7 separate regions of the Homo sapiens genome follow, and regions 2, 3, 4, 5, 6 and 7 are each linked to region 1. Evidence: chromatin loops called from intact Hi-C (ENCODE). Cell type or tissue: Caco-2. All regions are shown on one strand.

Region 1 (4,000 bases):
TGATGACTCCAATCAGTAAGAATTCTGAATTCTGCCTCTTCGCTATTGTTAGCAAAGGTAGCTTCTCCTGTTGGATTTTTGATGCCTCCTCTTGATGTAATGCCTAATAATGATTCCCCAGCAGCTGGTATTCTCAATCTGGATCATTTTAGAAGGACTTTGAATCTTTGCTGAGCTTTCTTCTGGTAGCTACAACTGTGCAAACTCTTTTTTAAGGAAGTTTCTTCAGTAGGTGACCAACTGTCCTAGTTTGCTTGGGGCTCAAGGGTCTTCCAGGATACAGGAATTTCAGTGATAAACCAGGAAAATCCCAGGCAAACCAAGATGAGTTGGTTATAATCTTATGGTTCTTTGGAGCAGCCAGGTAACAACAGCAGCACAAGATCCCATACTTCCTTGCTTTCCTCTCAACATCATTTTTACTTTCTGTGAAGTAGCAATTGGCAGTGCCAATTTACCTTTGGCTTAGTAGAAAGCATTTCTCCAATTGTGGTTACATGCAACCTGAAGCAAAGAGTGCTTTTTTAAATTCAAATCCTTGAGTTCTACCTCAGATCAACCCTCAAATCTCACAGATGGAACCTGCAAAACCACATTTCTAATAAGTATTTTATAGGGATATCTGTATGCATTAAAGTTTGGGCTGTATTTCTTTATGAAGTCTATTTATAAAGTAGCAAGAGAGAACTTCTGTTTTTAGCTATCTGGATCAAGTTTAGGTAATGACAGAGTTGACAAAAGCCTCATACTTATTTTTTGATGTATTGAACTTATTTAAGTAATACAGGCACTTATGTAAATAAGGCCTCAAGTTGTGGTTACATGCATACTTTGGGGTATACATACCTGGGGTTTACCAAAATCCTGCCCCATGCAGGAGTGCTTGGTGTATAAATGGGATTCTAAACATTGTTTCAGAATCTTCCCTCCAACTCTTGCCCCAGGGCAATTATTAGATGTTTAATCTCCAATCAGGCCCTCCTTTCTCTTGTATATTCCATAGCTGCCATTTCAAAATTATCATTATTGCAGTCATATCTATATCACTATCAAATTCTTTAAGGGAAAGCTGCACTCCTCCCAACCCCCCTCAACTCCTACTTCTTTCTTTGTCCCATCTTCCCCTTCACAGGAGTCATCACCATGAGAGGACCCTCCTACCCTGGAATGTGAGCACAGTGGGAAGGTCCTTCTCACCCTGTGTCAGCACAGTATTTACAGCTCTTCTGAGACACACCGCTGGCCGCCTCCACTCCCTTCTCTGCCTGTGGGCTGGGTAGTGAGTTTTTCTGTGGGGGAGAAAGGAGACAATGATTAGCATTCCCTCCCATCTTTACTTCTAGGCTTAAACTTCTTTCTTTAATTGCCAAGTATTAGCTAGAGCATCCCATTTCTGCATGGCTGACTCCCTCCAATTTATTTTCATCATTTTAAGAAAAATCCAGGGAGAGCGAACAACCTGTTGTGGTCATGCTGGATCATTCCACTAGATGGCACGCTTAGGTTAGCTTTGCTTCCAGTTTCCATAAATGCAGGATTTTTACAGTGAAGCAAAAGCTGAGTCATAATTTATGTTTCATTATTTACTTGGCTGGTTAGTGAAGGGGTGGGTTGCCCCTCCACACCTGTGGGCGTTTCTCATCAGGTGGAACGAGAGACTTGGAAAAGAAAGAGACACAGAGACAAAGTATAGAGAAAGAAAAATGGGCCCAGGGGACCGGCGTTCGCATACGGAGGTCCCGCGCCGGCACTGGCCTCTGAGTTCCCTTAGTATTTATTGATCATTATCGGGTGTTTCTCGGAGAGGGGATGTGGCAGGACAATAGGGTAATAGTGGAGAGAAGGTCAGCAGGAAAACATGTGAACAAATGTCTCTGCATCATAAACAAGATAAAAAGTGCTGTGCTTTTGATGTGCATATACATAAACATCTCAATGCCTTAAACAGCAGTATTGCTGCCAGCATTTCCCACCTCCACCCCTAAGGCAGTTTTCCCCTATCTCAGTAGATGGAATATACAATCGGGCTTTACAGGGAGACATTCCATTGCCCAGGGAGGAGCAGGAGACAGATGCCTTCCTCTTATCTCAACTGCAAAGAGGCCTTCCTTCCTCTTTTACTAATCCTCCTCAGCAGGGACCCTTTATGGGGGTCGGGCTGGAGGATGGTCAGGTCTTTCCCTTCCCACGAGGCCATATTTCAGACTATCACATGGGAGAAACCTTGGACAGTACCTGGCTTTCCTAGGCAGAGGTCCCTGCGGCCTTCTCCAGTGTATTGTGCTCTGGGTACTTGAGATTAGGGAGTGGTGATACTCTTAACAAGTATGCTGCCTTCAAGCATTTGTTTAACAAACCACATCCTGCACAGCCCTTAATCCATTTAACCCTGAGTTGACACAGCACATGTTTCAGGGAGCACAGGGTTGGGGGTAGGGTTACAGATTAACAGCATCTCAAGGCAGAAGAATTTTTCTTAGTACAGAACAAAATGGAGTCTCTTACGTCTACTTCTTTCTACACAGACACAGTAACAGTCTGATCTCTCTTTCTTTCCCACACAGTTAGAAGTACTACAGAGTTTTACACTGTTTCAGAAATTAAGATATGTACTTTACTGTTGAATCTGACTTAATTATATTGTAATACATTGGGGGTTACCTTATAATGTAGGCAAACAGTAGTAAGCAGGTGAATGCCTTTATTGGGTCCTCCTACTATTTGTTGTGGTAAATTAAACAGCCCAGAAGGAGCAAAGTACCTCTTTCCCAGAGACAGAGCTTGGGTCTTACTATAGCTCTCACTGAGACAACTCTATTTTCACCAGTAGCCTCTCTTCTCTTCCAACTCTTAAACAGCACAGCCCGCTGTGCTACCCATTTTCATTGGTCATCTTCCTTGACTCTCTCTACTATACAAACTAAGTTTTAATAATAATTTTGGTTATGTTTCATATTCGCTATTACATCTTATGACTTTAATTAAAAGACATATTTTCAGAAGAAGTGATTAGGGGTTTGGAATAAGATAGTTTTATATTTTTAAAAAATATTGTATTTTATTTTTGTATTACGTCAGATTCAGGGATGCATGTTCAGATTTGTTAAACGGATATATTACATAATGCTGGGGTCTGGTCTTCTATTGACCTCACCACACAAATACGAAACATCATACCCAACTGGTAGTTTTTTCAAACCTTGCCCTCCTGTCTTCCTCCCCGCTTTTGGAGTCCCCAGTGCTGATGTTTCCGTCTTTATATCCACGTGTACCCGTTGTTTAGTTCCCACTTACAAGTGAGGACACGCGGTATTTGATATTCTGTTTCTGCAAAAATTAACTTAGGATAATGGCCTCCCCTGCATCCATGTTGCTGCAAGTAACATGATTTTGTTCTTTTTTATAGTTATGCTGTATTCCAGAGTGTGTATGTACCACATTTTCTTTATTCAGTCCACTTTTGATGGACACTTATGTTGATTCCATGACTTTGCTATTGCAAAGAGTGCTGCAATATCATGAGAGTGCAAGTGTCTTTTTGGTGAAATGATTCATTTTTCCTCCAGGTAGATACCTAGTAGTAGAATTGCTGGGTCAAATAGTAGCTTTTTTGTTTGTTTGTTTGTTTGTTTTAGTTATTTGAGAAATACTATACTACTTGCTGTAAACGCTGAACTAGTTTACATTTCTACCAAATGTTCTTTTTTGCTCCATCCTCAGCAACATCTGTTTTTTTTTTTTTTTGACTTTTTAATAGTAGCCATTGTGAATGGTGTGAGATGGTATCGCTTTGTGGTTTTAATTTGCATTTCTCTGATGATTAGTGATGATGAGCATCTTTTCATCTATTTGTTGACTGCTTGTATGTCTTATTTTGAGAAATGCCTATTCATGTTTTTTGCTCACTTTTTAATGGGGTTATCTTTTTTCTTTCTGCTTTAAGTTACATATAGATTCTGGATATTAGTCCTTTGTCAGATACATAGACTGCAAATGTTTT
Region 2 (4,000 bases), 400 kb after region 1:
ACCTTAGAAGTCAGAATGTTCTCCTTCTAGCAGTTTACAGTTTACCATAAACTGTATAAACAAACTACGGAGCATTTAACAGAAAACTAGGAAAAATAGAAGTAGACGAGACTACTTTCAGGACTCAAACTTGGAAATGTTTTTGTTGATTAAGCCATAAAATACAGGATGATCATAGGAAGGTGAAGGGGAGATTCCAGGTTGTAAAAACACAACAGGCCAAGTTTCAGGTATTTAGGTTACCAAAAGATTGGAAAATCCTGGAAGCTGTTAATGAGGTATTAAAGTCACCAGAGCTATAGGAAAAAACCATAAGGAACTGAAAAACCAACCCTTGATCAGTTGGTTCCAGAGCTTGCCCTTCTCCAAACAAAATAAGCTTACAGACCACTCTTTCTAACTGCCAATTCTTCAGGTGTCTCTGTTGATTATTTTCAGCAATTACCTAATAAAGGTCTGACATAAGTAACAGTACAAGCTTAGAAATCTACCTACTTTAGAGATGTTGTAATCAACAGGTACCTAACAGGTAACATCCACTTAAGAAGGCCAACACAGGAATATTATTAAAGGACAATGCTTAAAATCTTTATCAGATATTTTAAGAACTAGGTAACCCTTAGAAGGATCTAAGGTATGCCGGGCATGGTGGCTCACGCCTGTAATCCCAGCACTTTGGGAGGCCGAGGTGGGCGGATCATGAGGTCAAGAGATCGAGACCATCCTGGCCAACATGGTGAAACCCCGTCTCTACTAAAAATACAAGAATTAGCTGGGCCTGGTGGTGTGCCTGTAGTCCCAGCTACTCGGGGGGCTGAGGCAGGAGAGTTGCTTGAACCCAGGAGGTGGAGACTGCAGTGAGCCGAGATCACACCACTGCACTCCAGCCTGGTGACAGAGAGAAGCTCCATCTCAAAAAAAAAAAAAAAGAAAAAAGAAAAAGGATCTGGGGTAAAAAGCCTTTAAAATAAAAACAGTTCACCCATCTCCATAGCAAGGTGTCTACAATCCTGCATTAAAGGCATCATTTAGGAAGTTCGTAGGGTACTTTTTAAGTGGAAAAATACATACTTAACCTTTATCCCTACAACAAATTGTTTTATTGGTTTATGTGTAGCTTGAAGGCATTAGATTAGAGCAAGAAACAAAAAGCCTAACACATTAAAGAAAATACCAATTAGAGGTCAAAGTTTATCTACATCATAATTTTACCAAAGTTATACATCTTTTTTCCCCAAAAGAAAAGTAGCATATAGCATCTATTTGAATTTGAATTATTTGACATAACTTAATGTTTCCCCTATTCTTGAATATTTATCACATATCTCAATTTTCACATTAACAACTAATATCCATGTTATATATTTAAAATGAATTTCCATTAATTCTTCTCCCCCTTTTTTCTAATTAATTAGGGATCAATTTTGTCAACATATTGAAGAAATCATCTGAGGAAAATAAGAATCACATTTCCTTTTTACTATTAGACTGCTATCACACATTTTAAAAGATCATTCTTTGTATTTGCAATTCAAAAGCAGAGAAAACAACTAATTTAATTATCATGCAAAGTATATATAATTTTCCCGATTTGTTAATCAAAGTGGCTTTAAGAGGATTCTGTCACAAAGATGCTCTGATAGTAACAGGAAAGTAAGCACAAATCCTCACTGAGACTCTGTTAAGTGAAAACCAAGTGTTTCAAGCTTCCATTGCTCCCCCTAATGGTAGGAAAGCAGAAAACATCTAGACGTATGTATTTCACATTTGTCAACTAAATACTTTACAGAAACCTTCCTCCATGTGAGTATGTTCAATATTGTGTTTTATGTAAGTTCAGAAAACAAACTAAAAGTAATAAATATATCAGTTATTATTAAATTTCTGGTATTATATGAAAGACTCCTTGCTATTCTAAGTAATTATTAAATGTTTGGATTTAATCGCTTTGCTTAAGTTTTGGGTAAAGGTGAAAAAGTTAAACTCATAGATTGTATAATATAAATCAATTATCTATAGGAACCAATCCTATTTTTTCTCAACTGTTACTACATGATTGATTTATTTAAAAATTAAACAAGACTCAGACAACTTTACATTCAAATATTCACATCTCTAACAGCACTGACTTGTCAAATTACCCCATGTATCTTGAAATGCTTACTACAAGAAGAAAGTTTTACTCTAAAAGGCATTTTGAACAATTTTCTTTTGAGAACTCAGACAAAGAATGGGTATCAGTGTAACTCATGAAATACATGAAGACTATCATAGAAAAGTGACTTTGGTGAATGGTGGTTATTTAGGATTGTCTCCTTTCCAAAAGTACAATCTCTTTTTTTATGGTGAAAAGAGTATTATAACAGGGAAAGAAAGCCGATGCAATAGTAAAAACTGTTGAGAAGGGAATTATACAAAGAGTGAGACATGGCATCAAGAATGAATTCAAAAAGAGCAGAAAAATATAGGCATAAAAAGAGATAATGTACAGAAAAAAAGTCAGTGATACAACAACACAAATTTTTACCTGCTAGAATGTAAGTAATTTAGAGCTGGATTTTATAAACATGAAATTGTTTTTCTAATACATTCAACCAAAAGTCAGCACACATAGTTCAGTCATCTCTCATTACTTACAATAAAATATTTTCTATTTGTTAGGAAATAATATCTTATTCCCTGGATCTATTATTTCTTTTTATTGATTTTCTTTCTATTCTCTAAACTTAATTGCTTAATTTTTATAACTGATTCTCTGTCTCTATTCCATCTTATTCCAGCATGGATTATTTAAAACCTGTATTAGTTTTGGAACCACTAAACATTTGCTCAGAAGTTTGAATTACCAGAGAAGCACCCTAACTCTTCAAGAACTTCCAAGCCTAAGGAATCACTGATTTCATGCATTCATCCTGGAGATTTTCCTTAAAAATTAGAAATAACAGATCTCATGTTTCACAAAATCAAAATGACAACTTTTGGAGTGGGGGAATGAGAAGTGGGAAAAGGATGATACTGGGGGTTCTTTGTCAGTATGCTGTATGTATGCTGTATGTCAGTGCAGTTGAATGACTCCTTCTGTGCGTCAGAAATCCAAAGCAGCAGCAGCAGCAATTAGGGAAGATCGTCACTTTCACTCAAGGTTCAGAAATGGGGGAGGAGAGCAGGGGGGACAAAGGAAAAGGGGAGGAGAAAGCAGGGCAAAGAGGGGAGGGATGGAGGTGAAGATAGGGCACATCCTGCAAAGATAATGTCTGTACAATCAATGACATCATCCTCCTGCTTATATATATAGGGGAATGGCCAGAGCACCTCTCATAGTTCACTCACTTTCAAAGCCAGCTGAAGGAAAGAGGAAGTGCTAGAGAGAGCCCCCTTCAGTGTGCTTCTGACTTTTACGGACTTGGCTTGTTAGAAGGCTGAAAGATGATGGCAGGAATGAAAATCCAGCTTGTATGCATGCTACTCCTGGCTTTCAGCTCCTGGAGTCTGTGCTCAGGTAAGCAAAACAGAATTTCACAACTCCCTGAAGTGATTTCTTTTTTCTCTTTTGCAGTGTGTTGCTACTTATGTTAATGTATCTGGGGAGAAGAGTTGCTCCCTTTTATTCAGGATTTACCTTTTAGTGACAGAAACTGAGTATCTCTTTCTCTGCCTTTATGATTACTGAGAGATGTATTTTCTCTTTTAAAATCTGCAAAGCAATAAAAGGGATTTCAATGAAACACTGCACGACCTCCTTTGGAATTCAACAACTAGAGGGAAAAAAACCCTACAAAACTTTCAATTAGGCTGATCATTATCTAATGAGAAATACAGAGGCAGTGGCTGTCAACCTGCAAACCCATCATTAAATCCCATTCCATTCAAAATGTTTTACTCTCATCCTCATTCATTCTCTTAGGAAGCGGTGGCCCTCACGCCCTTGTAATAGTCCCCGTATTATTTTCTTGTTTGTGTTAAGATAACAAATAAAGTGAAAATTGATACTTAGTGAAAA
Region 3 (4,000 bases), 400 kb after region 1:
TCTGTAGGGCTGCTGCAGTTTGCTGGGGGTTTACTTCAGGCCCTACTCATCTGGTTCATCCCCATGCCAGAGATGTCACTGAAGGAGTTGGGAGAAGAGCAAAGATGGGTGCCTGCTCCTTCTTCTGGGATCTCTGAACTTGAGGGGCATCAAGTTGATGCCAGTAGGGTTGGTCTTATATAGGGTGTCTGACAACCCCTGTTGGAGGGTCTCACCCAGTTTGGGGGCATGGGAAACAACACCAATTTAGTAAACCACTTTGTCCCTTGGTGGAAGGGGTGTGCTTCGCTGGGGGAAAACCTACTTGTTTGGGCTGCCCAGATTCCTCAGAACTACCAGGAGGAAAGGCTAAGTCTGCTGGTCCATAGAGACTGCAGCCACCCCTCCCACTAGGGGCTCAGGCCCAGGGAAATCCAGGTTCTGTCCCTGAGCCTCTGGCTGGAGTTATTGGAGTTCCTGCAGGGAAGCCCCACGCAGTGAGGAAGGATGAGTCAGGGTCAGGCCTGAAAAGGCAGTCTGGCTGCCATCTGCCACAGTCAGAGTGTCGGGCTGTGGGAGACACATCTTGGGACCAAGTGGTCCAGCCTCCCGGACTCCAGCAGGGGGAAAATGCAGTCTGGAGCTATAGAGATGAATGCTGCCCTTCCCCCACCCAGGGAGCTTAGCACGTTAGGCAGTTGTGAGTCCCAGTGCTGGCTGCTGCCCTTTCCCCAAGGAGCTCGAATGGCTTAGACAGCAGTCAGCTGCAGCTGTGGTGCTGGCAGCTTGGTAGACTTAAGCAGATTCCATCTGAGAGGCTGTTGAGAATCTGCGCAGCTCCAGAGTTGGGACGCTAGGCCCCAGTGGTGTGGGTTCATGAGTGGGATCTTCCAATCCATGGTTTGCACAGTACCATGGGAAAAGCACAGTTTCCCCAGCTGGGTAGCATGCTCACTCACCGCCTCCCTTGGCTGGGGGTAGGGGGTCCCCTGCCCCATGTGGCTCTCAGGTGGGCCACTGCACCACACTGTTCTTCCTCTCTGTGGATCATGCCAGCCTCCTAGTCAGTTCTGATGAGAGAACCTGGATACCTTGGTTGCCGGTAAAGGATTCTCACACTTATTATGGTTCTTTTAGATGGGAGTCTCCCAACGCCGCTGTTTCTAGTGGGCCACCTTGGCCTCAGCCCCACCCCTCCACCCCAGTTTGTACTTTCTTGTGGAGAAAAATCATCTGAAGCTCAGGAGCACAGAGATGATCCCCTTAAACAGAACCTAAATAGGATATGTTACCTGCCTGGTCCTTGTAGGTATTTGAGTATGGTTATCTGACATATGACCATGTCCATTCAACTTTAGGGCCAGAGAGACTTAGAAAAAAGGTGATGATGTTACATAGTAAAACAAAAGTTTATCCAAGTAGAGATTCCATGATCTAGGAGCTAAAAGATTTGTGTTTACTGGACGATAGCAACAGAATTGATTGTGCCAAAAGCAAGACATTCTGCTGAATAAAGACAAAAAATAGGCTGTCCAAAAAGAAAGCCTATTTCAAAGTGACTAATCCCTTTGATGTGTTCCAACTTGTGGGGATGCTATACAGAAACTCACAGAGAATAAATTATTTCTCAAAGTAGCTTGACCGATGTTGGAGAATCAATCCTTCCCCTGAGAAAAGAAGTGAGGTCAGACTCAGAGCAGTTAGGACCTATGTGATTAAGAGTCGGAAGGTGAAGGAAATTTGTAACCCATCTAGAATATCTGGACTTCTGTCTCTTTCTCTGAAAAATGAAAGTATGAGACTAGCTCCATACAGCCATTTTCAGTTTTACGTTTTCTGGGTCAATGAATTATGATGACATTAAAATATGGTCTAGTACTGTGAGTTCTTGCTTGATATTTCCATTCTGTACATACTAGTGCCGCCACCTAGAGTACAAAGTGGGAAATATTCTCCTTCCCAGGCACCAAGCTTTGACTCCCCTCAGGCTAAAACCCCACTTTTTCTCTGATTCTTCTATGCATACTTTCTGTCTTCTACCCAGTCACGACAACTCATTGCATTCAGAGCCCATTTAGGTTCTTCATGATCTCTGTGTTTAGAAGAAGGATTCTGAGATCAAGGGTCTGTGTTTTTGTTTAATATGTGTAATACAGCTAAGTCTGAAAAGGTGGAAAAACATGGTTAAACTGATGAATTGGAATTAAAATCACACCTAATTTTTTCACTAAATGTACATTCAAGTTAAAAGTATTAGCCTATACTTTGTTTGGCATAATATTTTATACAGCATGTTAATACAAGATTTTCTTTGACTTATTACTTGGGTCTGGTATTAATGTTACAAAGATTAGCTGTTGCTTTGGAATGAAAACATTGCAGTCCTACCCATACTCTACTTAGTAAGTCCCATTGTCCTTAGTTAAACTCTTTGTATCTCTTATTTTTTTTAACCTGCACAATAGGAATAATATCCTGTGAACTCTGCTTCACGGTATGCTATGTTACATGAAATAAAATTAACCTGGCATATAGTAGGTTTTCAATAATGAATTTGAAAAGTATTCTTTAGATTACTCCTAGATCTGTAGTAGTGGTTACAGTGGCTGTTTCTTCTAGACTCAGAATGCTCTAATGTTGACTATAGTCTTCTCTGTCTGACAGCTTGCCGGTACTTATCCTTTCTGCACAAATTGGCTCACCAAATTTGGGGCCTTCTGTAACACCGTACACCCAGTTTTCCTCAAGGACAACTTAGAAAATTCCAACTGAAATTAAATCAATATTCAAGAATCTTTGAAAGGAAGCATTTTTTCATACTATTTCATTTTGCTAGGAATTTCTCCGAAAGAGGTTTCCTGGATTTTATTATTCACAGATTGGAGAATAAAAATGTCCTTGTGAGAGGTGAGGGAGTGGTAGCTTATTCTAAAACCATCAGGGAGGGATTCTTGGAATTCGATTAATTCATTAACGCATATTGTCAATATTTACCGAATGATTACTATGAGGAGAATTATTTATGTTCTGATAATTTAGGGAAACAAGACAAGAATATCCATGCTTTTATTAACAAAAGACAAAAATAAATGAACAAATAAAGACTTGTAGAGATTGAATGGGGATAGTGGTGAAATAGGTTTTAAAATAAATGGTTGTATCAGTCAGCTATTGCCACAAAAATGGTGTATAACAAGTGACTCCAAAAGTCAATTACTTTAAAGCAAATTATTTAACTCTGTTCACATGTCTCTGAATCAGCTAGGGTAACCCTGCTTTAAGCTCGGGAATCTCTCCCTTACATTGCAGGTGTGCAAGTCAGCTGGGGCAGCTTTGCTCCATATGTCCCTCCTCATTTTGGGATCATCTGAGAAAAGAAAAGAGTTTCTCATGGCAATGGCAGAAGAGAGAAAGGGAAAGCCCTATGTGTCAAGCACAAATCAAGTCTGTCTTTTTCTTATGTCTACTAACATCCCACTGGCCAAAGCAAGTCTCATTTCCTAAGTTAAAGTCAAAGAGTGAGGAAGTATATTTCATCCACTCTGGGAGGAGTAAGGGAATGAATATTTGATGAACAGTAATCACAGTTTTCATTGCAGATCTTTAACAAAAAAGCTTAGCATGTTGCACAAAAGCCAGAAGACCAATGTGCTTGAAACATAGGAACAGAAGGGGAGAATGGTGGAATATGATGATAGAGAGGAAGACAAAACCCACTCAGGTAGCATAGGCCATCATCAGGCATGACAAGAGGAAACCTTTAGAATGTTTTAAGCAGAGAATGACAGGAATAGATTTACATTTTTAAAAACTTTTCTGGAGTTTTTGAAAGCTGAAAGGGATCAAGGTTGTAGGGAGACTACTCAAATGGTTATTATGGCAGCGCAGGAGAAAGATGGTGGTGGCTTGGACTTAGGTGGCAAAAATGACATAAGGAAAAGTAGTTAGATTTGAAATATATTTTGGAACAGACCTGCACCCCAGGGGGTTTTGCTAGCTTGGAAGTGGAGGGGAGAGAGAA
Region 4 (4,000 bases), 110 kb after region 1:
GTTTTATTTTTTAATTATTTGCTGACATAGTATATTGCCTGTGCATTAACAGTTCTTGTCCAGCCCTCGGTTTAGAGAGTTAATATTTGTGCACAAGCCACAAGGATGGGCTCTGGGGATGGACGATCCAGCCATACTCTCTCCATGGAGCCTAGTGCTGCTGATATATGGAGCCTCACTTCTCTCTTGTGGCTAGAACCACTACTGCCATCTCTACTGCATCTCACCATGGCTCCTAATCTGGACCCAGGTGCCACCTGGTTTTCTTGGGACCCCAGAATACCCCCTGAACTGGCTGAAGCCTATACCTGTGTGATGGGGCACCAGGCCAATTGCTTAAAGCCTAAGGCTCAAAATCCTGAGCCTGCACTTGCATGGACATCCTGAGGCCAATCTCCACCACTTACTGGCTTGCTCTATATCTCATAGACTTTACTTGTAATTCAAAAATAAAAGTATTAGGAATTTCTAGGTGGCAATAGCAGATTCTTTTTAAAAAATGTATTATTGATATTTCTTCTTTTAAAACTCATACTTTAAGTTCAAGGGTACAAGTGCAGTTTTGCTACATAGGTAAATTTGTGTTGTGGGAGTTTAAAACTAAGTGTGGGGCCCTTCTCAGAGTAATGCCCTATACTTTTTACTGTAGAGGTCACATGCCTATATACCTTGCCCTGCCCTGTCTGTGTTTGCTTACTGAACTTAAGGTTAGAATGATAATGCCTACGTTATAAAGTTGGTGATGATGCTAAATGAGATTGTAAATATGAAGCGTTTATAACAGAGTAGACCACATTTATAGCAAGCTCTCTGTAAATATAAGCTCTATTATTATTACAATAATGTGTGAGACACAGTCACTGCTTCAGACGTGTTTGTAATCTAGTTAGAGAGACAGACATGTGGACAATCCACTACAACAATATAATAAATAAATATCACTAGGCATTGGGAATATAAAAATGCCTTGTCTACAAGAGATCTATGGAAGTGAAACTGACATTTATATAATTATTGTTTAATATGATTAGTGTGAGCTCTACTTCCACTTAGGATGTAGAAAATCTCAAGACACAGGACAATGTCACTACTACTCTAATATCAAAAAAAGAAAATAGAAGAAAGGAAAAAGAGAAAGTATAATCTAAGAAATTATAACTTTTCTGAGCTCATCAGAGAATTGAGGTTGAAAGACAACTAGGTGAACTGAATTCCAAAAGGGTGACAGTCCCCTCCAAAAAGATGGTGTACATGCCAACTATTTTTCCTTTAGCAGAGTGTGAGAGGAAGAAGCAGCTGACATAAACATGCTAAGAGGGAAACGTCTAAAATGTTAATGAATTTTTGAAGATTAAATTTGGGAAATCATGAGAATTTAGAATTTCTCGAAACTTCAAACATGAGGTACCTCAGCACTTTCTTACCAGCCTTTTAACATGGGCCTCCACTGGGTGCATGTGAGAAAGACTGGGATCAGAGAAAAGAACCTGACAAGCTCCACCCCCTGTGTCAGTGGTGCAGGTATGCAAATGAGACTACAGTATTCAAATGGTGCTGCTGGAGAACAGACATGAAATCCAGACTCTAGGCAGAGGCAAGAATGCTCAGGGTTTTATATTTTTGCAGTAATACAAAGCAAAGCTACTGGGGACAGACAGGAAATGCACTCTTGGCCTAGACCCTCCTCATCCTTACAAGGCAGAGTTCTGGTCGGCAGGGGATTGGGAAGGGTGAGTTGCTGGGAGATATAAGGAATGCTCAGAAAGCCCCATCCTGGAAGGGTAAGTGTACAGGGCTTACCTAAGACTGAGGCTGGAATAAGAGAACTGAGAAATTTCCCGGCTCCTACCATAAGGCCTGCATGAAATAATAAGCAACAGCAGTAAACTGCTGAGATAACACTAGGAACATGGACAAAGACCCTTTCTGAGTCGTCCCTATGCAGGGCTGCTCAAAGCAACCATGCTGAGAAAAGCCTTCCAACACTCTAGATGTTATACAAAGCACAAGATAGCAGTAGTCCTCAACATAAGGACCCAGGATCATCTCCACTGATATTTAGGCCATAGCAGAAAAGTGCCACGAGATGGCACCAAACCTCAAACACTTCCTGAACAGGTCTGGATTACATAGCTGTACTCCTGGACCACCCATTTTTCTAGATGTATAGTCTAGTCCTAGTCATTGAATGTTTCTTGTCTGTCATTACAACCGTGCATTTAATATTAATGTTTTGCCTTTATTATTACTGGCCATTGTGACATAGAATATCTGTGTTTTTTTTTTAATTTGAGTTTTCTAAAACTATGTATTACAAAAGTGGTATGACTTGAGGAATGTTTTATATATGCAATTGGGTTGGAAGAAGTGATCAAACATGCACACAAACAGAGAGAGAAAGAGAGAAAGGGAGAACTCTAAGATGAAATGAAATAAATGTCCTAGTTGAATTTGTCAAATATATATATATATATATATATATATATATATATATATATATATGTGGCAAATACAGTGGCACACAGGAAATGAGATCATATGTCATGTTTTAGTGTAGTTTCTCATGATCCTCAAGAGTCCTCATGGGACATTAAGCTGTCACTAACATATTTGCAGGATCTGGAAAATGGAATTCTTGCTATATCATGGACATCAAGTAAGGATGGCTATTAACTCTCTAATGCAGAACTACATTTTTAAATTTGCATTTACTTTTAACATTTTTATGCATTAATGATCTTGCCTAAATCAATGATTACTTTGGAGATTATAAAATGGTGATTTGTTACTTCTAGGTTTACGCTGTTTCATTTTATCTCATTTTATTTTGATTCCAAGAGAGAAAAAAAATAATAAATGTGCATCATCAACCCACTGGTTTAGCCTGATAACATATCGGTTTAAAAGTCATTAAAAGGGGCCAGGTGCGGTGGCTCACACCTTTAATCCCAGCACTTTGGGAGGCCAATGTGGGCAGATCACTTGAGGTCAGGAGTTCGAGACCAGCCTGGCCAACATGGTATAACTCTGTCTCTACTAAAAATACAAAAAAATTAGCTGGATGGGGTGGCAGGTGCCTGTAAACTCAGCTACTCAGGAGGCTGAGGTGGGAGGTTCTCTTGAACCTGGGACTTGGAGGTTGCAGTGAGTCAAGATCACACCACTGAACTCTGGCCTGGGTGACAAACTGAGACTCCATCTCAAAAAAACAAAAGCAAAACAAACAAACAAAAAACTCAAAAGTCATTACAAGAAGAAATAAGAGATATTTTAGAAGAAAGATATAAAAAAGGCCTTTCCTAATATATATTTGATGATTTTCCAAGAGGCAAGAGTTCAGCTTACTTGTTCTCCTCATTATGTGGTTGGAGGTTGGGTGTATTAGATAAACCAAGGCAGGCATATTTTTAATTTATCACATTTCTTATCTTGGTCTCCGGGCTCTATATCACTTTATCCTCACTTGATCTCACAAAGTCTTCTATAATTCTCTCCTGTGATCCATACAGTACAGGTGCATTTGCCCCTTCTTATTCCTCAGACATATGCCACTTTGCCAGATTGTCATATAGCTTCCTTCTTCTTGTCTTTCATTTCTTGGATTCAGTGTCCTGTCCCTAGACTGTCCTTTTCAGACCATTCAATATAGAGTATCTGCTGCCTGCTCTGTGTTACAGGAGCCTCCTTAAAATCCATGCTAGCATTTGTGATATCTGTTTTTTGTTTTTTTCTTTTTTGGTCCTTTCCTGTCTTCCCCTACTAGAATGTCAGTTCCAGAATAGCAGGTGTCTTGGCAATCTATCCGTTTCTTACTATATCCCACCACCTAGAGTAGGATTGTAAACAGTGTTTTTTGTTTTTTTTTTAATATAAAAGCACCTTTGTTTATTCACTTCTTAAACTTTTACCTTTTCACTTTCTTATTATTAGGTATAAAATATGGATTTACATGTAAAAAAAATATTTAATGGCCCAGGAGTCCTGCTTCTTTTAGTGGCAA
Region 5 (4,000 bases), 170 kb after region 1:
CAATTTTATTTAAAGACTGAAAGTAAGTTTGTTATGTGTGAGGTTTAGCTTATTCAGAAAATCTAAATGGAAGGATGAGTACATGAAAGGTTCTTAACAGAAAGAAAAAGGTAACTGACCAAGGAAAACAAAAATTGTTGAATGTTTCTGGAGTTCAGATGAAATAAAATTCTATTAATATATAGTGACCCAAATATATGCAATTCTATGATTTTCTTCAGTAGTAGCAGATGTGTGTGTGAAGAGGGTGAAAACACTTGTTCAAATGAGTCCCAGTGACTAGCAAAGCAGCAATTTCGGTCAGAGAGGAAAGTTCAAGATGAGACTAATACACTGGAAAAAAATAACTCCAGATATCTCTATAAAATCAAAGAGTAGGCCATGAAAGTGAGGGTCTGAGGAACTACAATGTTAGGAGATAAACATTTTGAGGTTCCTGGTTTCTGCTGAGACATATTTTTTGTGATAAGAAGGTCCAAAGTGAATCCCTTAATATAAAGAAAGAAGTATAATCAAACAGAAGTTGATTGAATTTAAAGCAATTGTGAATTTATGAGATGAGATCTATAGTTATTTCCTTCTCTGGTCTTCGAAATTACTATGACTGATTATAGTACATGAGATAGAGAAAAACACTGATTCCGATGCCAAGAACTTTAATTGATATGAGAGAGTGATACAAAGATTTTTTGATTAAATTGTAAAGAGGAAAAATAAACAGCAATATGCTCAGAGCCTGTGAATTTCAAATGAAGAGAGAATTTTACAAGAGAGTAGAAAGTGAGAATTTTGAAATCAAGAATAATAATTGCACTTTTGGTTCTTATGGCTTATGTGTGAAGAAGTATCTTCTTAATGGGATGCTTTAATAGAAGAGTTTTCTTCTAGTAAGGGAGGTAGAAATCAAATGAAGCTGCCTTTGCAAAACTTATGACAGTGAGAGAAATCTGATATCACTTACTCCATCTTGCTTCTAACCTCACAAGCTAACTGCATTTGTTAACGTTAAAACAAAGATGATAACAGTCCTTTCCTCAAACTAATCACATCCTTGCTCAGGGACTGAAACTTGCCTTTGTAAGATGAATGGAAGTCCACGAGGTTAGGATTACAAGAGGGGTCAGAATTCTGCTAAAATGTAGATGTAGCTGAACGATAAGCAGACATTGTCTTCTAGCTTGCTTTTTTATGATTCCTTACTGCTCAGGGGTTAAGCAGCCAGAGGCCACAAGATTTGTAACTTCCTCAGTTGCTCCTATAGATTATATCTCTATTGTAAATCCTGAGATTAGCCTTTGAGATATTTTTTAGGCTTTTGCATTCTGGTTACCACCTGACTCTGTTTGGACTCACCCAGACCTGTGATTCACACTAAGAAACTGACTCAACTGGTCTTTAGGCCCCTATCCAGAAACTGACCCACGATGTAAAGTCCATTTTTGACCCTCTAGGATTTCATCCTCATCCAACCAATCAGCATTCTCAATTGCTAGCCCCCTGCCTGCCAAACTATCCTTGAAAAATCTTAGCCTCTGAATTCTCAGGAAGGTAGATTTGAGAAATGTCTCCTGTTCCCCTGCTTGGCTGTCCCTATGATAATTAAACTTTTCCTTTGCTGCAATACCTGCTGTTCTCAGTACATTGGCTTTTCTGCATGACTGAAAAGATGAACCTATTGGGCTGCTCCACAAGTATTAGGGACATTGTTAAGAAGAGCCAGCTTTTTGTATGATGGATATTTTTAAATGTTAGACTAGTAATTCGAAAAGTATATTTGAAAGGCGTGGGAAGTAGGGTAAGAGGAAGCACAGTTCCATGAGAGAGTAAGGTTCAGTAGATAATACAAAAACAGTGTCAAACTGAAAGAAAGAAGTTGAAGCAAAACTAATATAGGTAGAGAGTTTATTTGGGCCAAGCTTGAGGATTGCAACCCTGGAGCATAGATTCAAGTTGTCCTGAATATACACTCTGATTAGCAATAGCAATAAGTAGGTTTTTAAATTAAAATAAAAGGCAGTTCCTAAGTTGTTCTCCAATAATTTACATTAAAATATCAAAAGCTATTCATTGGCTATATGTTGTTTTTCGTGTCACAAATCCCCAAAACATGAAGATAATGGGTAAGGTCGCTAATCGGGAACAAAATGATTTTAAACAATCGCTCCCAGGCAACGGAAAGGAGACCAGATTATGCTCATGTCTTTTCTGACCTGGGTACCCTACAGAGTCAGACTGCTCTGAGTTATTTTTCTTTTCTCAACAGTGAGATGTTCACAGTGAAATCCTCTGTGATGAGCATGATGCAAAGACCAGGGTTGCAAAACACATTGCAATGCTCTGGCCATAAACTTTGAAACTCTAATGTCAACACGGGCATAGAGCCTCCTGGTGTCGCAGAGAGGGAAGCTCATGTGATGGCTTCTAAGGCTTTTGGAATCAGAGTGAAAGAATTGATTGATTCTAGGCCTATAAGATAGCATTTGCCTTTTCAAATAGATTTTACATTTTCTCTTTTTTGCTACTGATCACGCTCAGAGGACATGTTTTGTTGTTGTTGTTCTTAACCCCAGATCTTCTCTTTTGAGCAAGCTCTGTCATTTGCAATATTCTTTCTGGTGTGGCACCCAGACAGTAATAGCATACACAGTATCTTCTATCTTAAACATGGAAGACTAAAATGTCCCCACTGAAAATATGATGCAAGGGAATAATGTGTTAGTTCATTTAACATTATGCTATGACTTAAATTGAACTCATTAACTCCCAAATAGAGCCCAGTACTTATCTTTATATATGTATTTTAAAATAAAGCCCTTCTCTTTATAGTGTTATATTTGATCAGACTGTCAATATTATGAATCCATCATGAATACACTGTACTGATGTTCCTTCCCAATTTTGTGTTTTTTTAAATTTTGTTAAGTTGGAATCATCAACATTAATTACAAATGTGAAAGAAGACACAAAGATAGAGTCTATGGCATAAAATACATGACCTCTTTTAAAGCTGATGTCCATTATGTGTAGTGGTTAATCCACTTACAAACCATTTAACTCTATTATCTTTTCCAAGTTTATTTATTTATTTATTTTTATTTTTTCTTAGAGACAGGGTCTCACTGTGTTGTCCAGGCTGATCTTAAACTCCTGGACTCAAGTGATCTTCCTGCCTCAGTCTCCCAAAATGCTGGGTTTGCAAGCATGAGCCACCATGTCCAGCCTGTCTTTTACTCATTTCCATATTATCTATTAGGACACCATGAAGAATGTTGCAAGTAGCTCAATTAGTTTATGCATGCATGCATTCTCTTTACTTGAGTTCAATAATAATCTAACAAGTGAATCTGTACTTGTTAGAATTTTTATGGTATGATGAAAATACTTCTGCTAAATCCATGCTCTGAAGGCTGTTTCCATATTTCCCCAATCCTGTCTACATTTCTTACAACCTTCTTTGCTCAGGTAGTTTCCTTAGCATAAGTATCTTAACTAAAGATTTTAATATAAAATTTCTAGATTGTCTCTGAGCAGAGAGAATGTGAGAATATTTTGGAAAATAATATGCTGCCTAACTTATAAATGGCCTAAGATAATAAATATTTTTCTGCCCCTCAAAACTCTGTTAAGTCATTTATTTAGCAAACAATAAACTCACTATGTCCTATTTGTATTGAGGTCAATTTTTTTTTAAATACTGGATGTACCAGGCATTGGGCAGATGTTGAAAATACAAAAATCAATAAAAGTTAGTTCTTATCCCTGAGGAGCTTACAGTCTAATGACAGAAAAAGATATTTAAATAGGTAATACTATATGGTAAGAGGCATAAATAAAATAATGTGAGAATGTGGAATACTCGAAGCATGTGTCAGCTGGAATCTAAGTCTAAAGAAATTCGTAGTGTTCTCAAGTTAATATTATTCACATAGGGTTTTGTCTAAAACTTTTTTCACTGTAAAAATCATTCTGTTTTGTGATAATCACTTTAGTGAAACATTTC
Region 6 (4,000 bases), 310 kb after region 1:
GCCCAGCCCTTCATTTCATTAGATTTGTGAAAGAAAACCACTGTATTTCTTTCCCCTATCACTCAGCAGGATATATCTCTGTGTATAACTACAAATAGAGCTTAATTATGCGTCTTCAGTATGACACAGTTCAAACTATTGTTTGTCCTTGGAACTCTTTACCATTAGATATAAGAAAACAAGAAAGGGAAAACAAGAGAATGATGTTTGCAATCCTAAACAACAAAAATATTTATTTTCTTGTTTTAAGTTATTTTCTACACAGGAACTAATGATACATTCTATTGTAAATGATTAGCATCCTGATTTCATGCACATTTAAGTTTTAGTTGGAGCTAAGTGAAAACTAATGGTTTAGTAGCAGTGATTTTATATTGTTCAGCCTAGCAGGATACCTGATCTCAAATTATTCTTTTAAGAAACTTTAGCCTACATTTGAATTATTATTCATTTGAAATGAATATTTGCTTCTCAAATTGTTTGGAAGTAAATTGAATACTTGTCTATAAAAACATTTTCTCTTTTCCAAACTCATTTTTAATCATATATTTTTGCATATCTACAGATTTGAGGCCACACCATTTTATATATAACACCAACTAGCTTACCTCTTAGCCTGTGTGTGGGCCTGCAGATGGGACAGACTCACATTTGTGTTGCAGTTGTCTATAATTACCTATGAAAATATGAAGCAGCCTTTCTAAGCCAGGACTGAACTCCCTTCTCAGTGGAACATGTGGTCAAATTGATTTTTTAAAATAATCCTTGTGGTTTTAAGATGATAATTGTAGTGTTAAAGATAAACTTTGGCAAATTAAAGTTTTTAGGAGTTTATTTCAGCAGACAGCGAAGGAACACAGAGTGTTAGAGCTTCCTCATTCTAATAGCTTTCCATTTAATTATTGTAACATTTGAAAAGTTAGAATACTTAATCAGGCCAAATGAAACCAATTTCTACGTAAAATACCTTCATTAACATTCTGATATATGGTCTACATTTTTCATATAATATATTACAAAAATCAGTGTATGCACATGCATTATATCTCATGTATTGTGTGTGTCTACTATATTGTGTGTGTCTGTGTGTGTGAGTGTGTATGTGGTTGCATAGAAAAAAGTGCATGGTTGATGGACCTGTTAACATTTTTTTTTCTGAATTCTTGTTACTATGATATCCTCTCTCATATTGTATCTATTAATATTTTAAGGCAAAGACTAATTATCCATGATGCTCTCATATTTTTTTAAAATACAAGTGTCTGTATATTCTTCTAATACCAGTACATAAATACGTGCTTCAACTCATGTACAATTAAATATAAAGGAAATTGACATTTGTCTAGTGAATTAAAGGAAAAATAGATAGCTGACTACTTAAACCAATAAAGGCAGAAGAAAATAAAATATAATAGATTAATTTAATTACTTCCTAATTAATCTAAGACAATAATTGCTAAAACTACAATTAAATTCAAACTAGGAAAGTCACTTTCCAAATATGTTCTATAAAATGCTATTTTAGTGGATCTTTTAGGTGTAACAGAAAAAAGAAGTTCAGTAACCCAGTAAGTTTGGACATACTTAGCTTGAGTGAAGCAGGTTTTGTTGCGGTAGTTTGTTATTGTGTATTTATTTGCGTGTATTCTGACATTAGACCCTCTCAGATCTGTAATCTACTAATGTTCATTGTAAATATCCAATACTAGGTGGTAGTGTTACCAGAAAAACTGGTCTTCATCCAGACCCCAAGAGAAAGTTCTTGGATCCCACATAGGAAAGAATTCAAATAGAGTCACAGAGTGCAGTGAGAAGAGACATTGTATTGCTAGTTTAACGGGCATCCCCTTTCTGAGGACACCCATTACAGAGTAGGGTGTCCTCACAAAGCAGGCAAAGAAACACATTGGCTTTAAGTTTTTCTTCTGTTGTGGTCTTGTCTATGTAAAGACTAAACTAAGCTGTGACTACATGCAGTTGGGCTGACAGCATGACAGTATTTATTATTCTATTGATTTAAAGAAAACTATCTTTGACATTTTAGTGTGTAAGTACATCAAAGCATAACTATAAATATCTTAAAAGCACATATTGTTATGGGTATTGGGACATCTGGACTTTTTGCCATTGTAGGAGTGTGTCCTTGTAGGTATATTTAGGCTGTTTCCTCAACTATAAGCATCTTAGGACCATGGGTTAAGACTGGCAAATAATGCATCTTGCTAGTCTTTAAGATTTAGTTGATTCTAAAATGGTGTCACCTTGGCTATCCTAGGCTCCTGTTTCCCTAAGAGTAGGATACAATATTTCCCAAAATTGTTGGCCATGGACATGCTTTACTCTGTTTGTTGAAAGAGCTGACTAATATTTCAGTGAACAATTCCTGGCAAATGCTAGTGTAAAAATATCAAAATATTTTCCTTGAATGCATTGTATGTTGTTTATTGTAGTAGATTCTATATATAGACTAGACTGTAACCCTTTATGTAGATTTTTTTTTTCTTGAGACGGAGTCTCACTCTGTTGCCCAGGCTGGAGTGCAGTGGCGTGATCTCGGCTCACTGCAACCTCTGCCTCCTGGGTTCAAGCAATTCTCCTGCCTCAGCCTCCCGAGTAGCTGCGACTACAGGTGCATGCCACCACACCTGGCTAATTTTTTGTGTTTTAGTAGAGACAGGGTTTCACTGTGTTGCCCAGGCTTTTCTCAAACTCCTGAGATCAGGCAATCCACCCGCCTTGGCTTCTCAAAGGCTAGGATTACAGGTGTGAGCGCCCAGCCTATGCAGATATTTTAATATCACAGCATCACCTGTCTTAAAGTCTTTAAATTTAGTGACCTTCGTGGCCCCTACTTCTTAGTCTCCAAGGTATTTTGACATTAACTTACATTGTATAAGCATAAATTATGAAATATTTCTCTTTTATTACATTTTTTATCTTACTTCTTTCACTTTTTTACTTGATTGAACAAATTCCCCATTACTGGTCATCACAGTCAGTATTTACATGCACCTCTTTCTTTTCCCTACTTTGGCTTTGTGTATCAATGTAACCAATTGGAACTCCAGGCTTGGCTATTTTCATAATAGGCTTACTACTCCTATAAAATCTCTCAGAAACTATGGGCCTGCTTCTACTCTTTCCTTCTTGTCAATTTCCAGATATGAATCATATGCACAGCAAACTTACTTCACAATCACCCTACCCCCGATTTCCCTAAGAGCAGAACCTTATTGAAAGAAGTCTCAAAGCTATGCTAATAAAGTAGGCATCCCTACTGAGCCCTCACTGTTACTCTGAAATCTTTGTGTGTGTGTCTTCTTGATAACATTACCAAAGTTTGCACATAAACTATCCCAGACCTTCTTAACTCTCCTAAAAGTACTTATCCCACTTTGAAACCCTAAGAAAATGACCATGTGTTCTAATTTTTAGAGAATTCAAAGTCATTCTTAGAACATGTGAAAAAGGCAATGTCAAAAATAAAACAAAACTAAAAAATAAAAATAACAAAACAAAACAACACAAAAAAGTCGTTCTTCCTAATTCATTTTATTATCCAAGAATATGGCGCTATTCTGTTCGCCAGGACTAATCCTCTGTATGCATTTGCATCTCACTGTTCCTTAACTTTCTCCAGGACTCTATTTTATTGGTCTTCTTTCGATTACATGTTTAATCTTTTTCTATTTCTTACTTCCTTCCCTTCAGTTTTAACTGCTCATAGGTAAAAAAATCAGGAAATATCAAATTACTTCAATTCATTTCTTTCTTCCTCAGCCCCCAGACCACTTCTTTTCCAAAAACTAGTTCGCACAAACTAGCTCCCCTTTTTCAACACTCATTCTCTCAATTAATTATAATATGATATTCACCTCATTCCTGAAAGTTAATTCTCTAGCCAGCAGTTAACTTCCTTTTCAACAAACCTGAAACCTCTTTCAGTTCTCATCCTAATTGTGTATGAACAGTTGGCCTATTGAGTATCCCTGCTTATTTG
Region 7 (4,000 bases), 450 kb after region 1:
AGTGCCGAATTTATCATGAATTAAGTGTTCACTTACTTAGTTTATAGTGTGTAATACTCTACTCAGTTGCATTTAGCAATTTTCTATCCTTGAAGTAATATCACACTCATAATCACTTCAACTTAGTAGTAATCTTGATTGTTCATTAAACAAACCCTCCTACCTTTTTTTCTTCTTCAAGAATGTTAGTTATTTTTGTTACCCTTGTATTCCATTAAAAATTTGGAATTAGCTTGTCAAGTACCACACATACAAACAAAACCTGTAAGGATTTTTATAAGTATTGCATTAAATCTGTAGATCAATTTTAGAAAAATGAACAACTTCAAAATATTGAATTTTATAATCCACATACCTGGCATATCTTTTTTCTAACACTCCTTTAATCTCCCTCAAAAGTAAAAAAAGATAATTTTGCATAGAGCTCTTGCAATGTTTTGTTAAATTTATTTCTACATAATATTGTTATTGTTCTTATAAACAATAACTTAATTTGTTATCACTTCATAAAAATATACTTGATTTTTAAAAATATATTTACCTATTTAAGTCCTTTGTCCATTTTTGAATTGGGGTTTTTGTTGCTGTTTTAAGAGTCTTCTACAGATTATAGGTGTTAGTCCCTTACGAGACATGTGATTTGTAAAGCTGTTTTTTGTTTTTTTTTTTTCCTTCTGTAAGTTATCTTTTTACCAGCACCACTTTTACTGTTCTTTTACTATTGAATGGTCTTGGCACCACTAAGGAAGTCATTTGACCATATATGCCAAAATTAATTTCTGGGATCTTTAATCTGTTACAATGGACTGTAAGTCTGTCTTTATTCCAGTACCACAATGTTTTGATTACTGTAGCTTTGTAGTAAGTTTTGAAATAAGAAAGTATGAGTAATCCAATTTTGTTCTTTTTTGTCAAGATTATTTTGGTGATTTGAGGCCCCTTAGGTTACATATTAATTTTAGGATTTATTTTTCTATTTCTTTAGAAAACAATGTCGAGATTTTGATAGGGATTGCAATGAATCTTTAAATTGTTTGGGGAAGTATTGACATCTTAACAATTTGAAGTCTTCCAATTAAAGAATATAGGATATCTTTCCATTTATTGATGTCTTCTTTAATTTCTCTCATAAGTGTTCTGTAGTTTTCATTGTACAAGTCTCTCACTCCCTTGGTTAATTCCTAAGTATTTTCTTCTTTTTGGTACTATTGTAAACAGATTTGTTTTCTTAATTTTCTTTTTGGATTGTTCATTGTTAAAGTATAGGGTCACAAATAATTTGTGTTGATTTTGTATCCTGCTACTTTACTAAATTTGTTTATTCATTTTAAGTGATGTTTTAAGTAGAATCTTTAGGGCTTTCTGTATGCAAGATTATATCATCTGCCTTAGAAAGGAGCGTCACAATAATTTATCAAGAATTTGTCTCCATTTACTTCAATACTTTTATGGTGGTGAAAATAGGTTAGAATGACTATTGGTATATAAATTTAAAAGAATAATAGATAATTAAAGATATTTTGATGAGTGGCAGGTTATTTAAACACATTTGTGCTATAGATAAAGAAACTTAATGTCAGTTTATTTATTTATTTACTTTTGAGATGATGGAGTCTCACTCTGTCACACAGGCTGGAGGGCAGTGGCGCGATCTCGGCTCACTGCAACCTCCGCCTACCGGGTTCAAGCGATTCTCCTGCGTCAGCCTCCCGAGCAGCTGGGACTGCAGGCAGGTGCTACCACGCCAGCTAATTTTTGTATTTTTTTAGTAGAGACGGGGTTTCACCATATTGGCCAGTCTGGTCTCAAACTCCTGACCTCGTGATCCACCCGCCTCAGCCTCCCAAAGTGCAGGGACTACAGGAGTGAGCCACCGCGCCAGGCCTGATGTCAGTATATTCAAAAGCTTCGAGTTCTCTGACTGTGGAGTTAACCTTTGCTCCTCAGTTACTTTGAGGCATTGTAAATCCTGGGGCCTAATTCACATGGACCTCCTTTAGAATAATCAAAGATGAGATAAAAATACAGAATATTTTTATAGCATTTTAATTATCTTGGAAAATAGTCAAGTTAATTACTCTCTTTAAAAACTAAAAAACACAACTTCATTTCCTGATCGTACCGGAAAAAGAGAACCTATAAGTTATCTTTACACATTCCAATAATCTTTATTACATCACCTTATATGGCATTTTAAAGTTGCCATTAGCATAACTTATTGTTGTGATTGTATATCTATAAATAATCTTATATTTAGGAGTATAAGGCAGATGGGTTTTCTTGCACAATTCATAATTTCAAGGATGTGAACAGAGAAATAAAAATGATACAAAGATAGGTGCATAGATTATAGGATCTAATTTTGGAATTATAGACAAATTTCAGAGATGCACGGAAAAGACTACCTGTGACGATAAGCAAATCTAAAGAGGGCGTTTAAAATATATTTTTATTTTTTGCATTATATTGCCACCTAGTGGTTACAACAGATATGAAAAGCAAAGCTTTTATAACCTTTGATGTCAGAAAGCCTTAACAGTCAACAAATACTGAAAAGAGAGAAGAGATGAATACATTTTAATGTTACTTTCTTTTTTCATTTTCTCTGCTCATCTGCTTAGAGAGATAATCACTAGTTCTGTGGAAGGCAGGAGGGGAAATAATTCAGACCCTTCCCACTAGCAGTGACTATGGCTAAATTTCTGCTTACATACTTGAAGACAAACATACAGCATCAACAGGATATTAATTTCTTTATAAAGACTATACAGTCTAGACAGTATTTAATAAGAATATGTGCCCTACTAAATAACTCTGGCTTTTATTCTAAATAAATATTTTTCTTTTTAATTGCAAGGAGCCCTCAGTTTAGCTCAGAATTCCCTTGCTGAGCCACCATAAGAAAATGGTGCTAATACAAAATACAAATACAAAATAGTCTCCCCATCCCCTATTTCTCTATCTTTTTGCTGTATCTGGCCAAGCTTTGAATAGTCTCCCCTATTCAAATTTTTCAACTCATATGAAAAGAGAAATGCCAATTCGTTCTTTAACATTGTAGGCCAGCATTTCTTGCATAATATTATAACCAATAAAATTTGAGCTCAATGAATAATGACCATATATCACATTATATATTTTGAATTTTAAAATTAAAAAATTATATTTATATATTTATTTGTGTCCAAATTGGAATAAAAATAATTTTATTTATAAAAATAATTTTCATTTAATGAAGTTTAACAGTACAAAATAAGCTATAAAGCTACCACCTTTAAGTTGTTCATCTCCTTACCAACTAGTATATAAGGTCATATATTTTATATATGATTTTCTGAGGCTTAGTAGAGAAGGAAACCCTGGAAATTATAATATACTTAGAAAACCTGGTATATGTCCAGGGAAGTCAAATTTGTTAAAACATAATAAACATTTATTAAATAAGTGAAGGAATGACTAAATGAATGGATGGATGTATGGATGGACGGAGGGAAGGAGGGATGGATGGATGGATGGATAGATGGATAGGTGGGCTGGCAAACTTATAGAAAGAGGATTTCTCCTTCCATGAGTTCAAACATTAGACATTAAAAAAAAAAGTTCTCAATTTTCCCATGAATGAAACAGATGTCTTTATATCCTTGCTCCTTCTAGGAAGGCCCAACAGTGCCATTTTAGAAATTCTTTGAGAGAGAGGTGCCACTTAAAGTAAGCAATCCCCAGTTGCTCAATCTGACAAATCACTGCAAATAATAACATGTTACCAAAATTAGCCTCCCCCATGCCCCCCAAACAGGATATCAAGCAGTCTGGTAAGAGATATACAAATAGAAAATTGTTTCAAGGGATTTAGGTTCCAAAAGTGGTGGTGGTGGTGGTGGTGGTGGTGGTGGCGGTGGCGGTGGCGGTGGCGGTGGCGGTGGTGGTGGTGGTGTGTGTGTGTGTGTGTGTGTGTATTTATAGGCTTCTTGTGTCTTTGGAAAAACCATGTCATAGGACC

Evidence for each region. A loop is a pair of places that touch in the nucleus more often than their neighbours do. Peaks named below come from ENCODE experiments on the same cell type or tissue, not always from the same donor. Only the 100,000 strongest peaks of a DNase experiment are listed, where the experiment ranks them.
Region 2: a loop joins it to region 1, with 9 times the contacts of the local background. A loop is called at or near these places in 92 of 110 quality-filtered maps.
Region 3: a loop joins it to region 1, with 9 times the contacts of the local background. A loop is called at or near these places in 92 of 110 quality-filtered maps.
Region 4: a loop joins it to region 1, with 8 times the contacts of the local background. A loop is called at or near these places in 19 of 110 quality-filtered maps.
Region 5: it touches region 1 in a loop (11-fold over the local background); 4 of 110 quality-filtered maps call a loop at or near these places.
Region 6: a loop joins it to region 1, with 4 times the contacts of the local background. A loop is called at or near these places in 2 of 110 quality-filtered maps.
Region 7: a loop joins it to region 1, with 14 times the contacts of the local background. A loop is called at or near these places in 61 of 110 quality-filtered maps.

Annotation. Positions count from the first base shown.
Region 1 is chr12:85,467,341-85,471,340 of GRCh38, forward strand. The region is part of intron 4 of LINC02820 (long intergenic non-protein coding RNA 2820); the gene reads left to right. It overlaps LOC107984537 (a long non-coding RNA gene), which reads right to left and starts at 2,295. Exons shown (of 3, transcript XR_001749238.2): 1 at 2,236-2,295; 2 at 1,198-1,289; 3 at 1-504. RefSeq lists an enhancer at 1,407-1,456. In Caco-2, a CTCF peak has its summit at 1,513 (motif pointing right); DNase peaks (open chromatin) are centred at 1,601 and 2,161; H3K4me3 peaks cover 825 bases.
Region 2 is chr12:85,870,978-85,874,977 of GRCh38, forward strand. It overlaps NTS (neurotensin), which reads left to right and starts at 3,318. Exons shown (of 4, transcript NM_006183.5): 1 at 3,318-3,499. The coding sequence starts at 3,427. In Caco-2, a CTCF peak has its summit at 1,707 (motif pointing left); no DNase peak of the experiment used is centred here.
Region 3 is chr12:85,865,460-85,869,459 of GRCh38, forward strand. No RefSeq gene overlaps it. Among named protein-coding and RNA genes, the nearest start is that of NTS, 6.8 kb to the right of the region's middle. RefSeq lists a silencer at 1,830-1,929. In Caco-2, a CTCF peak has its summit at 1,899 (motif pointing left); no DNase peak of the experiment used is centred here.
Region 4 is chr12:85,573,806-85,577,805 of GRCh38, forward strand. No RefSeq gene overlaps it. Among named protein-coding and RNA genes, the nearest start is that of LINC02820, 260 kb to the left of the region's middle. In Caco-2, a CTCF peak has its summit at 2,063 (motif pointing right); a DNase peak (open chromatin) is centred at 2,066.
Region 5 is chr12:85,640,656-85,644,655 of GRCh38, forward strand. No RefSeq gene overlaps it. Among named protein-coding and RNA genes, the nearest start is that of RASSF9, 190 kb to the right of the region's middle. In Caco-2, a CTCF peak has its summit at 2,393; a DNase peak (open chromatin) is centred at 2,366.
Region 6 is chr12:85,775,879-85,779,878 of GRCh38, forward strand. No RefSeq gene overlaps it. Among named protein-coding and RNA genes, the nearest start is that of RASSF9, 59 kb to the right of the region's middle. In Caco-2, no CTCF peak of the experiment used is centred here; no DNase peak of the experiment used is centred here.
Region 7 is chr12:85,918,067-85,922,066 of GRCh38, forward strand. No RefSeq gene overlaps it. Among named protein-coding and RNA genes, the nearest start is that of NTS, 46 kb to the left of the region's middle. In Caco-2, CTCF peaks have their summits at 2,480 (motif pointing left) and 2,679; no DNase peak of the experiment used is centred here.